Regions from separate parts of the Mus musculus genome. Here region 1 is linked to region 2. A link is a contact called in ENCODE Hi-C data. All regions are on one chromosome and are shown on one strand. The core of a region is the stretch at or near the end of the contact, and the rest is flanking DNA. Distances in the headings are between cores, read along the strand shown. Region 1 overlaps Mogat1 (monoacylglycerol O-acyltransferase 1). Region 2 holds the start of Farsb (phenylalanyl-tRNA synthetase, beta subunit).

The links. A loop is a pair of places that touch in the nucleus more often than their neighbours do.
Region 1: a map of regulatory T cell shows a loop between it and region 2 (2.4-fold over the local background). The contact joins the enhancer-like site here to the promoter of Farsb in region 2. A Hi-C loop is called at or near these places in 1 of 37 maps with a recorded cell type or tissue (regulatory T cell).

Annotation. Positions count from the first base shown.
Region 1 is chr1:78,532,684-78,539,314 of GRCm38, reverse strand. It overlaps Mogat1 (monoacylglycerol O-acyltransferase 1), which reads right to left. Exons shown (of 7, transcript NM_026713.3): 7 at 1,142-1,371. The coding sequence ends at 1,217. Among named protein-coding and RNA genes, the nearest start is that of Mogat1, 25 kb to the right of the region's middle. Within about 2 kb of position 1,473, at least 3 of the 3 ENCODE cell types and tissues checked have a DNase peak (open chromatin) inside an H3K27ac peak, as active enhancers do.
Region 2 is chr1:78,486,103-78,492,772 of GRCm38, reverse strand. It overlaps Farsb (phenylalanyl-tRNA synthetase, beta subunit), which reads left to right and starts at 3,876. Exons shown (of 17, transcript NM_011811.4): 1 at 3,876-3,988. The coding sequence starts at 3,931.

The DNA.
Region 1 (6,631 bases), core at 224-2,723, 49 kb before region 2:
GTTTGGAAAGGTCCTTGGTTTTAGTGCCAGTCTCCCGCTCAGTGACTAAATAGCCAACACCTGACTAGCTTATGACAGTGTGTAGGATTGTCAATTATTGGTGTGGGCCAACTAGAGAGCAGGAAGTGTTCCCATTTCCTGTGGGTCCTGGCTTGTAACAGGTCCTATTACTATGGAATAGCTTTAGGAGAAGCTTCACATTATAGCAATGTTATTTGTTCCACCCACTGGGCAAGTACATATTTTATGCCCTGGGATCGCCCCAAGCTGTGCCAGGCACCAGGGAGAGACCAGCAAGCAGAGAAGCCCCGACTCTGTATTAAGTGAAAAGGCTCTTGGGGGAGAAGATTACAAGTGTTCCTGTTGCATACCACATCTCCAGCACCCTACAATGCATCCTAAAACAGGGCGATGCTATCTTCCAAAAAGACTTGCCTTGCCACTGCAAATACACCCATTTCTGAGTGTAAAGCGAAACGACTCTGGCCATTCCTATGGGATTCCAAGTGGCAGACTCATCCTGCTTCAAAAATGGCAAAACAATTCTGCACTGATTTAAGAAAAAAAATGCATTGATGTGACCTGAAAGACCTAGGTTACCCAGTATACAACTGACATGATTCGGTGACAAATGTTCTGTTTACGTAAGAGCCCTGTCTCTCCAGCTTTCTGTAAGCCAAGTTACACAGTCTCTAAATATCCAGCTGTGCCAAACAACAGCTGCCCTGCTCAGTGACGATACCACCCTAAGCCACAGAATTGCTCAGTTAGTGTCTAGAGGCGCTTTGAAGTTGGTATTTTGCTTTTGCTCTGAGCGCATGAGTAATTCTAAGACTTTTAGGAACCTGAAGAATGATATAGTCTCCCTAAATTCAGAAGATTTTTAAGTCTTAGTCATCTTCAATCCTGTGCTATAATCATCTAGTGTATTTTTATTTTCCACTGTTATGAACCAACCTTGGAGCCTTACCCATGGTAGGTAAGCATTGTACCACTTGGTCATAACCCCAGACCTCCATTTTCCTGTATTTTTATTTATCACAGTATAAAATAACAGCAGTGGTCTTCACCACTAATTCTTTTCAGCTGCAACTTGATTCTAGAGTCAAAACAAACAAACAAAAAACAAAAACAAAACAAAAACCAGAGAAATTATTTATTTATTTTCTCAACGATGCTTTCTTGCCTTCCTTTCTTATGCCTTGGAGGAAGGAGGTTATTTAAATACCAGAGTTTCGTGCTCCGGAATCCCATATTTCCCTTTGTGTTCATTGAACAGTTTCTTTAGCTCCTCTAGGTATGTCTGATGCAGCTCTTCAATCTGCTCTGAGGTCGGGTTCAGAGTCTGCTGAACAGGGATGGGGCGGCCAACTGTGGAAAACAGAGCACGTGTCATCCCTGAGGACAGCCACCACTCCACCCGCAGCCTGGGTCTCCCGTGGGCAGCTGAGCGCTGGGCTGCCAATCGGCTTCCCTCCAGCCCGCTGGCTCCAGTCCTCTCCTCAGCTCACTGGCTGCCTACCTCAGTCACACCATCCCACTCGACAACAAATAAAGAGTTTCCCTTCTCAGCAGACACTGAGCTGTCATTCTGTGGTTTGACTTCTGAGTCAAATGCGCTGCTGTGCCGACTGCAGCTGTGCGCAGAGTAGGCGTTGCTGCGAGCCACGTCACTCTCATTCTCCCCTGGGCACAGCTGACAAGCAAGACCACAGGGTTCTTATTGTGACTGACTGTGAAATGTTCAGGTCACGTGACATCCTCTATTATGACTTTTTAAAAAATATCTTTCAGAACAATTGAAAATGTCACTTACTTACAGCGAAGTCTCTGTGCGAGAAAGTCATCTAGTCACAAAACTGAAAGCAACCACAGCTCATTAGGAAAACAGTTACATAGGCTGAGCTACATTCCAGTTATTCACCGGAATCTTAGGCAGCTATCTTTTTTAAAAAAAGAAATAACAAATAACGTGGCACACACAGTGCCTAAAATGTCTAAGAAAAGTTGCAAAATGAAGTGTGATCCCATCTATAAAAAAATAAATTTCTAGGTGCACCAATATTTTCAGTGTACAAGAAAAACCTGGCAAGATCAACATTTTCCTTTGGGGATTGGGTCAGGGGTGGGGAACAGCACATTTATTTTACCTGTATCGTATGAATGTTCCCCCCCCCCAAAAGTATCTGTTTCATCTGTATAATTACAAAAATACCTATTGGTTGTAAATAAATCTGGCGGCTTCTGTACATATTTTAAAAGACGTTTACATAACAATCTCAGAATTTGGAAATTCAGAAATACAAGTCTTTGACGGCCTGTATACACTGCACCCCCTGCTGGCCTGGTGTTGCTATGCGCCCAAGGCCAGGATGAGCCGGGTGGTTAACTTCAAACCTTGAAGCAAACTACTCCTTCTGAAGTCATTCGCTTGGGCATGAGGACTGTGAGCGCCGCTGTAGGGGGGTGGGGGTGGGGGGATGCAGTACGCAAAGGGGAGTCGGGTGGGGGTGGGTTCCTTTGTCTTTCTTCAAGCTACATACAGAGCGAACCTGTGCCAGTAATGGAAGGTGGTTATTTTTTAAAAACCTAAGCAATCGTGAAGGAATAAAGAGGCAGCAAGTGATAAAGACCATGAATATGGGAGTTGAGAGGCACAGAAGGAAGGACTGACACTCCCTAATTGCTGAGTGTTTCACTAGACCGAGCCTCCAAACACTCGAGGGCAGTTTCCTTCGATCTTTACGAAGTCTGATTTATGCACAGTAGACACCAGTCCTTTGACACACATTAGAGAGAACTGGAGGAAACAAGCCAGTGCTGGCACATACCTGTAGTTTCAGCACTCAGGAGGTGAAGGCAGGAAGGCTGGGAGTTCCCGGGCAACCTTGGCTACATAGTGAGCAGGCTGGACCCATCTTAGTTTTCTCTCTGCCCTAAAGTTTCCTGGGCAAGGGATGGGAGAATACAACTTGTTCTATAAAGCTTCCTCGCAGTTGTGACCTTTGAGGAAGGAAATCTGAGAAATCTGTACACAGACGGACCAGTAAACTTGTAGTCTTTTAGAAATAGCTGTAGTTTTTAGTGAGACTACCTCAGGGAGAGAGGTCAACGGGACGGTGAAGTGGGGACTGTGGAGAGAGGCATTGCTGTCTAAGGCAGAGTAAAAACAGCTTACTGTTATAGGAATTGTGACCTCTCAACCTCTCAATTAGGGCTTCTTTCCCTAGGAAGGACACCACAGCTAACTAAGTCCCTTCTTATTAAGTTCCGTTATATTTCAGCAGCTTCTCCCAGGAGCTCAAATCTACCCCTTTCGACTGAAGTAATCATAAGATGTTCTCCTTGTAAGATGAGCATAGCCCTTCCTGCTTTCCTCTGAGATGTTAAAAGTTCCAAATCACAGGAACTTAATATTTAAGCCTAGCATCCCTTCCTCCAGTTCCTAAGCTGTCCCCTAACTGGATTAGAAGGTTAGAAAAGCTCAATGCTTTTTAGGGATAAGCTAGAGGTAATAAAGGGACAATTTGATCATCATCGAGACCATACTTAGACTACAAAACTCAAGGAAGCTCATCTAGCGGCTGTGAGGGGAGAACCACCTACCTGGGAGCAGTGGGACCAATGGGAACAAGCGGCTGTGAGGCGAGAACCACCCACATGGGAGCAGTGGGACCAATGGGAACAAGCTCCCGTGTGGCTTCAGCTTGCCTCCTGCTTCTTGAAATTGGACTGAACCCTTATTAAAAGCGTTAAGGCTTACGGATGTCTATCAGATGCTATTAGATAGATCGCGTGAACAACCTAGGGAGGATGCCGTCACTGCCTCTCCCTCACAGATCCAAGCCAACCTGAGCTACAGAGTGAGGCCCTGCGAAGCAGGAAGTTTTTGCTTTCTTTGGCCTTATTAACCTTTCCTTTCCTACAGCTCTATTGGGAAGGGGCTAAAAGGGAGGTTAATGCATTTAAGAACCCTTATTAAAGTAGGGGGTTTTGTTTGTTTGTTTTTTGTTTTTGTTTTTCGAGAAGGGTTTTTCTGTATAGCCCTGGCTGTCCTGGAACTCACTTTGTAGACCAGGCTGGCCTTGAACTCAGAAATCCGCCTGCCTCTGCCTCTGCCTCCTGAGTGCTAGGATTAAAGGCGTGCACCACCACGCCCGGCCTAAAGTAGGTTTGTTTGTTTGTTTGTTTGTTTGTTTTTGTTTTTAATGTAAGCCTACAACCCTGTCTCAGAAAGATGGAGGAACTCCCCAACCTGGCACATTCTATGTTTTCATTGCACGGTGGCTGCCTTGCTGCGAGGCTGCAGCCCTCCATCCTGTGCAGCTATCCCAGTACGGCTGCTTATCTGTGGCCTCCACAGCGGCCCGGTTCATCTCCTCGTCCTGTGATAAGTTTATCTGGGGCGGAGAATGGGGAAAGAAGTGAGGGCACAATCAGTCCAAGGATCCCTCTTGCTTCAAGTCCAAGCTACCACTGTGTAACAGGTACCTAGGCTAGAGGACAAGGAGTTTCGTGAGCCAGTGCAGACAGCAGTTAGGAGGGTTGGACATGGATGCTCATTTTTTTCCCTCAGGGAAGTAAAGAATCGATTGTGGTGATTTGAATATACTTGGCCCAGGGAGTGGCAGTATTTGAAGGTGTGGCCCTGTTGGAGTAGGTGTGTCACTGTGGGTGTGGGCTTTAAGACCCTATTCCTAGTTGACTGGGAGTCAGTATTCTGCTAGCAGCCTTCAGATGAAGATGTAGAAGTCTCAGCTCCTCCTGCACCATGAATGCCTGGATGCTGCCATGCTCCCATCTTGATGATAACAGACTGACTCTCTGAACCTGTAAGTCAGCTGCAATTAAATGTTGACTTTATAAGAGTTGCCTTGGTTGTGGTATCTGTTCACAGCAATAACAGATCTTTCAAGTTAGAAACATCTTTATTCTGCTCGTCTGTAGGTAGAAAGATTCCATAGAGTTTTTAACTCTCCCTGATTTTTTAAAAATTTTTCTTTTAGACATAGATTCTCTGTGTAATCAAACTGACCTTGAACTCACTAAGTAGCCCAGGCTAGCCTCAAACTGCCTCAGCTTCTTTCAAGCACTGGGATTATTAACTTGTACCAACACACCAAACAAGACTCTCCTAGTCTCATGAAGGAAGCTCCCTCCTTAAGGTGTACCACTGGAGAAAGAACAGGTGGGCATATGTGGTCAGGTGTGGCTGTGGATAAACTTGGGAGCTGGAAGATCTCCGAGTTCAGATCCAGTCTCTGATGGAAGTTCAAAGGATGGCCTGTGTGTGTGCATGCATATGTGCACTCTGCTGCGTGACAGCACACGGGCACTCACTTGTGATCCTTCATTGAGCAGTTAGCACGCAGTACTGGGCACTGAAGTGCTATAAGTATGCCTTGTTGTTTGCCACTTTGGCTCATGGGTAATTTTGAGCGAACAACACTTAAAACATGGCGGAGGATAGTTTTGTGATGTGAGAAGGGCATTATGGTTTTCCCTTTTCTTCCTGAGAGAAGGAACTAAAACTCCCATGTAAGCGATGCTCTCCTTGTATCAGGAAAAAAAAAAAAATTCTTTTCAGCAGACCAGGGAAGTAGTCAAGAGATCCCTTGCAGACTATGTTACAATTATGCTTTCCTGGCTTTAGTCTCTACGTATACTTTAGATACTTTCCCGCAACTGCTTGTCTTTGGTGAACCCAGCATATAAATGTGTCTCCTAACCCACTTCTGTGAGACCTCATGACACTAGCCTTTCCTTTTTAAATCTCCTGCTTATAAATAAGTTTATAAATAAAACTTAAATTTCACCCCTTTCTTTTCCTTCTATTTCAGAAATCCCTCAGCCTGTACTCCCCCCTCTAGTATATGATGATTTAAGACACAGTGGACTATTTGGCTCTTCTGTGGGTTGGAATTAGTTTCATTAAAATAAAACACATTTCTTTATCCTTTTAGAAAGAATGCCAAAAGCACATGCAACCATTCCTTGTGTGCTTTGTATGTGTAAGAGTATATATATATATATATATATATATATATATGTGTGTGTGTGTGTGTGTGTGTGTGTGTGTGTGTGTGTGTGCATGTGTGTGTATACATATGTACATCAGCATACATAGGAATTATATATATATATATATATATATATATAATTTTTTGAGACAAGGTCTCCTATAGCCTGGGCAGGCCTTGAAGTCATTATATAGCACAGAACGACCATGAACTTTGGATCCTCTTGCTTCTACCTTCCCAGTGCTGGGATTAAAGGTATTGATTTACCCTATCTGTTTTATGCTGGGAATCAAATCTTGGCTTTGTGCGTGCCAGACAAGCATTCCACCAGCCAAATTACCTACTTAGTTTCTTACTAGGGTTTTTGTTTGTTTGTTCATTTATTTGTTCTGTTTTGAGACAGGATCTAGTATGTAGCCCCGATTAGCCTTAAACGTGAAACAATCTTGCTGCCTCTGCCTCCTAAATGCTGGGACTGAAGACATGTACCACCATGTCAGGCATGCTATTTATGTCTGCAAAACATCTGAAGTGAGATCATGGATGGCACTAACTCAGTTGTGTGAATCACCCCTATTTTATTTTCTAAGAATGGCAAGTGTCCTAGGAAT
Region 2 (6,670 bases), core at 2,627-5,126:
TTTCATGTATGTGGGTACACTGTTGCTGTCTTCAGACACACCAGAAGAGGGAATAGGCTGCCCATTACAGATGGTTGTGAGCCACCATGTGGTTTCTGGAAATTGAATTCAGGACTTCTGGAAGAGCAGTCAGTGCTCTTAACCACTGAGCCATCTCTCCAGTTCAACCAATATTGTGTTTCAAAATGACACTTCTTTATAATAAAAGCAATGATTATTAATTATAGTTTTATAAACTATAAAATATATAATGAAGAAAATAGTTGAACCACCTAGAGATAGCTATAACACTTAGATGTATATTGTACATTGTTGTCTTTATTCATACCCTCCATTCATATTTACACAATTTAGACACTCAACTGAGCAAAATTAATCATTTTAAGCATATACAATAATTTCATTTTCATATTATTTGTTGAAAAGTCTTTTCCTGTTAAAATTTCCACAGCACACATAGGCTGTGGTGGCATACGTCGTTGATCCTTGTTCTTGGGAGGCAGAGGCAGAAGGATCTCTGAGAGCTCCTGTCCTGCCTGGTTTATATAATTCCAGTCACACAGAGTAACTCTCTCTTTCTCAAAAAAGATCTCACAACATTATATGCATACATAATGTGTGCGTTTCCCCTGCTGCTGTGATGAAATACTCTGAAAACGCTACGTAAGGGAAACATATTTTAGTTTACTGCTCAAGGTACAGTCCTCAAAGAGGGACGTCAAGGCAGCAAGAGCTTGAAGCAGCTTCTCATACCACATCCCTAATCAAGAACTAGACAGGGATGAATTCTAGAATCCCCTGCCGAGGCAAGAGTCCCAACCATAATTATGATGCGTCCTTTCACATCACGATCAATATAATCCTTCAAAGGCATGCTCAGGGGCCCATCTCCCAGGTGGTCGGAGATTCTGTCAAGTTGAAAATTAACACTAACTACCACCACAGTCAACATTCTTTTGATTTATATTTTACTTTGGGGTGTTGGACATGAATCCAAAGATGTGATGCATGCTGGATAAACACCCTACCAGGAAGCTGAATCCCTGGCCTGCTACATGGCTTTTAATGTTCCTACTGGGTTGTATCGAAACACTTTAACCAAGCCATGTTAGATGTTTCAGCTGTTTCATTTTTTTTTCTATATTACAAAGAATGATACCAGTTTTTTCTTTAGAATAATTCCAAGACTGAGGTTTCATGATGAAAGAGAAAACATGCTTATGAAAGTTATTATCATTGCCAACTTGTCTGGATTTAGAACACCTAGAAGCTGGGGAGGTACACAGCTGGCTGTGTTTGTAAAGGCTGAGTCCAGAGAGGTAACGATCTGTCTTGCATGTAGGTGGCACCATTCTATGGGCTAGAGGCCTGGATGGAATGAAAACATGAAGGGGGAATGCTAAGGGTGCACCCACATTTCCAGCCCTGCTGCCTGGCCCTCTGAGATGTGAACTGCCTCTCCTTGCCTTGCCCACCGTGACCAACTGAATGAACCTTTTGAAAGGATGCCAAAAATAATTTTTTTCCCCTTGAATTATTTCCGTCGGGTGTTTTTGGTCACAGCAATGGGAAAAGTAACTGGAGAAGTAGGGTCACTGCTGTAACTAAACTTGACAATGTGGTTCTTTGGCCTTTGGAACTGGTTTCCAGGAGGGGTTTGGAAAATGACACCATAATTATTAAAAGAGCTTGGTGCTGGCATTGAAACAGACACTCTGGCAGTGGATCCAAATATATGTGGAAATTTAATATGTGATATTACAAACTGGATGGGGAAAAAAGCTTTTTAATAAATGGTATTGGCATTGCTGTTTGAAAATAAAATAAAACTGGCTTGTTCATTAGCTCCAAAAACCAAAACAAATCTCAAAAAAGATCTGAGATTTAAATGGAAAAGAATTCTACTGATGTACTCAAAAAGGAAAACATGGTTTTTAAAAAATGTGTGGAGGAAGATTTTTAAAAAATACAACCTAAACCCCAGAATCAATAGAAAAAATAATTTAAATTGGGCTGGAACTTTGTAAATCTCCATGGGGAAATAATCCTTAAAAGTAAAATATTAAGAACTATTTCTGGTTTACTCTCCAAATAGCATTATTTACTTTGTTTCCCACATCCATCTATAATTTCTTAAAACACGCCTATAGTGACATATCAGGGGAAACAAAGCGGCATTTTAAATCCTCTTATGAAGTATGAGAGTTAATGTTATGGTCAAATGCCTGAGTTAATAGATCCCTTAATAAGTAGCCAAATACTGTTAGTTGTATGTTTCTGAGAGATGAGCATTTGAGTTGGTGAACTCAGTAAGTGCCCACTTACTGGAATTTAGGGTCAGAAAGCTACACGTGGGACTTGCCATAAGTGGAAATTAGTGCAGTGGAAAACTTATTAAGAGTTATGATGGCCTAAGTCTAGCCTCAGTTCTGCTTCCTCAAGTGAAGGGTTCTCACTTCCTCAGTGTTGGTCCTTGCTTTATTTTCTCTTGAGGAAGCAATGTTTCTGCTATGCCTTACAGGTTAGGTGAGTCCCACAGTCCATGGCTGTTTTATCTTCCTGCTTTGATGTATTTGTTTTTTCATGGCTGCTGAAAGGAAGTACTACAAACTTTTGATTTCAAACAGAAACTTGAGTCTGGTGAGGTAACTTATATTCTTGTCTTTCAGGACACCTTAAAACTCTGAAAATTTCTGGCCATCCAGAGCTACAGGATGAGTTCCAGGACTGCTTCAGCTATAGAGTTGAGCCTTTATCTCAAATCATAAAGAATAATGAATGAGATGAAACAGAACTTTGTTATATTCAAGTTCTGGAGGCAAGAAACCCAAAAGCAATTTCACTGGCCCAAATCCAAGTGTTTTGGGGGCTGCTGAATAGGCTAGGAGAGATTTCCCTCCTTATCTCTTCCAGTTTCGAAGACTACTGACTTTATTTTTTTTAGTGACCTTACTGGAATCACTGCCTTCCGCTTATTGAGTCTACAGTCAATTGCATTTAGGGCCCATCCTAATAACCTAGGCTAAGTTCCATCTCAAAACCCTTAGCTTATTCCACATAGGCTCTGATACCACATAAAGTAGCATTTGCAGGCTACACGGGATTAAGTCCTGACATCTCAGTGGCCCATGATTTGACGTACTGTCCCTCAGAGTTATTCTAAGGAGCAAATCTGCTCGTGCACTTTTTAGGCTGAGTACAGCATCTGACAGAAAAGTCCTGCGGTCTCTAACAACGCCTACCCACAGGGCTGCTGCTGCGTTCGAACAAGGCTCGGGTATAAAATCTGTAGTTTCAAGAGGGTTAAAGGATTAAGTAAAAGCCCGGCAGTGGTGGCGCATGCCTTTAATCCCAGCACTAGGGAGGTACGGATCTCAAAAGTTCTCGGAGTTCAAAGCCAGCCTAGTCTATAGTGCGAGTTCCAGGACAGTCAAGGCGACAGAGAAACCTGTCTCAAAAAAGTAAAAAAATGTGGCCTGTTAACAGACCTTGCCATTAGTATTTGCATATTCTTCTTTGCAGGAAGTCTTGCATCCGTTTACCTTGCTTTTCAAATACCTCTGGGCGGACTTCTCTACCTGGAAGTCCTTCCCACCAATCTAGCGCTCCGCCTACCCAACTTGGCATCTTCCCTAGGGCTTTGGGAAGCATCCAGGCCTCTGAGGTCTGTTCTCACTCTTGCCTGTCAAAATAGAGATAATTCCACCCGATTACACCTATTTTCCAAACTTTTTGGTTATCGTCACAACAGAACTATGTTAAATAATCCAGAGAGAGGTGTTTTCCTATATTCGGCTGGAAAACGGATGTGCAAATGGTTGAATTTAGACAGGCATCACGTGAGACAGCCCAAGAGCGGAGCGTCGGGTCCTTCACTCTAGGGTCGCTGAGGCCCCGCATGTGGCGCAGGCGCAGTGTCCACGACTCGCCATGCCGACTGTCAGCGTAAAGCGAGACCTGCTCTTCCAAGCCCTGGGCCGGACCTACAGTGAGTGCCCGCCCCGTGGCTTGGGCTCGGTGCCTGGGGAAGTCTGCTCGCCCTGCAGAAGAACGTGCTGGCGGCGTTCATGCCGCTACGTGGGGTTTGGCCCGGCACGGCCAGAGTCCTCAGGGGCGCGCTGCTGGGCGAGGAGACTCGGCTGCGCTGAAGTAGCTTCTCGGAACCAGCTCCGCGGTGGCTCCGTTGCATCATCAGCGCGTGTCGGGCTCTCCGTGTCATTCATTTAGAGACCGAGCTCCAACTCCGTGCCCAGCACGGACTTTGGTGTCGGGACACAGACGAGGAAACGTACCCTGGGTTCCATCACAACTGTAGGCTGTGGAACCAGATTGACAGCGAAGGGGAGACGTTTAAGAAAGATGCGGGTCTCACTATGTAGCCCAGGCTGTTTTCGAACTGTCGGTCTTCTTGCCTCAGTTTCTGAGTGCTGGGATAACAAGCGTGTGCCACCAAGCCCGGCATTGGCTTTATTTTAGTGTTGACCAGGCTCCAGAAGTGTGTCAGGCAGTGTTTGGGAGTAGAGCTGTGCACATGACACATACATGAGAAAAATAACAAACCATGATGTTAGTAAAACGGTTTATTGGACATGCTAAATGTTTCTGGGAAAGGAAACCAGGTTTTGTGCAGGGGTAGCATTTGATAGTTAACATTGATTTGACCCCTAAATGGAATCACTTCTATGGGCTTAGCATTCATGACACACTTCCCTCTTTCTCAGTTCTAAAACTAAACCATTGTGGGGGGGGGGGGAAGGGAGGTAAATATTAGTCAAATTATCATTTCCAACACAGATGTAGTAAGTTGAAATGGTATCAGCCTCACCCTGTAGTTATCAGCTTCTATAAAGGTCAGAGCGAGTGTTTTATGAGAGCCTCCTTGTTTTTGAGTATTAGAGGCCAAAATTAGAGGACAAAATGGAGCAGGTTCATAACACCACAGTACTGATGTCGTACAAGTAAACTTTTAAGATTTTTTTTTCCTAAGGATGGACTTTAGATATTACTCACCCCCTGTGTTTGTCGGATTTTGTCGTTGTTCTTTTGGAGACAGAACCTTATTCTGAAGTCCAGGCTGACTCTAAACTTGTGGCAATCCTCCTGACTCAGTCTCCCAAGTGATACAATTATAGTTGTGACCAAGGCCTTAGAAACAGGAAATCGCTTTGCTTTTGGAATGTGGTTTTAATTTCCTAACCAGTTTCCCTTATATAGTAAGCTTATTAATATACCTCACTTGCCCTGTTACTCTAAATCATATTCTCTCTCCTGGTGGTCACTGTCTCTGAAGTTCATATGATGGTGTGTGGCAAGATGAACAACTTGGAATCAGTTCCTAGTCAGACCCTTATCTATGGAAAAGTACCAGATTGTCCAAATTTTAAAAGACAATGAGGCTTATGACCTGCTCGCAATCATCAGATAATGTTTTAATACATTCCCTGGCTGTTTCCTTTTCCTTCCACTTTAAAATGGTGAGTGATCCAACAAGCTTGGTTTCCCCACACCGACTGTGAACTGTAGGCTCTTTTGAAATTCTTTCATACCTATTGATGGTATTTAAGGTATACACCAGATGGGTTAGTACTAATCTTCATTGTTTCTCTTGCCTTCTTTCTTGAAATCTTTTTAAATGTCAGCTCAGTGGTGGTTGGAGTTGGAAAAGGCTATTCACCAGAACAGGTAGTTTCCAAATGAAGTGTGGGTGTCATTTGTTTTTTGTTTTTTTTTTTGTTTTTTTCCATTTTTGTTTGCCTCTTTCTCTTTTTTTGTGCTCTTACATGTCACCTTATTGAGCCCTCTAGGGCTGCTGCCCATCTGAACCCCACTGTCATTTCCAGCTGCCGTCACCTTCCATTTCTCTTGGCAGTTTTTGTTGCCCAGGGCATTTCCTTTCCCCTGTTGCCCTTGGCGCAGCTCTGTCTTCCTAATCCTCCTTGCGATTGCCTTTCTGTTCAGTTGTGTTCTTGTTACTTACTTTTTGTTTGTTCTTTGATATTCATTTTCTTGTGAACTGGTTTCTGATTGCTCTTCAGCCTGGGCCCTGTTCTAGCTTGGTACAGTAAGTACTGTCAGAGCCACCTGTGTGCCACACAGGTTTTTAGGTTTACCATTTTATTGTAGGGACTTATTCATGGTTTTACTTTTGCTTCTTTCTTTCATTTAAGTTTTAAAAATATAGCTTAAAGGAATAAGGAATAAGATTCAATATATTCTAGTAATGCATACAATTTGATTTATTGCCATTTGGCTGACAAGATTTTTGCATATTACAAAGTGAGTGTTTGCTACTTAGTTTCTGATGGTTAAGATTTGATATTTGGTGGTCCTGTATTTTACTCCAAGTTGCAGATCTGAAGTGGGGTCAAGAGCTCATTGGGGCTGGAGAATCTGCTTCTAAGTTGTTTCTTAAGTCATCACCATCTTTATTATTATTTAGACTTAAACCAATTTATATGTATTAGTGTTTTGCTTTGCATCAGATGCGTGTCTGGTGCCTGTGGAGGCCAGAAGAGGGCATCAGATGGCCTGGAACTTGAGTTACAGATGACTGTAAGCCACCACGTGGGTTCTGGGAATCAAACCTGGGTACTCTGCAGTAGTAACAAGTGTTCTCAATTGCTGAGCCATCTCTCCTCTGCTAAGTTTCCTTAAGCGGTTTCATTAAGCG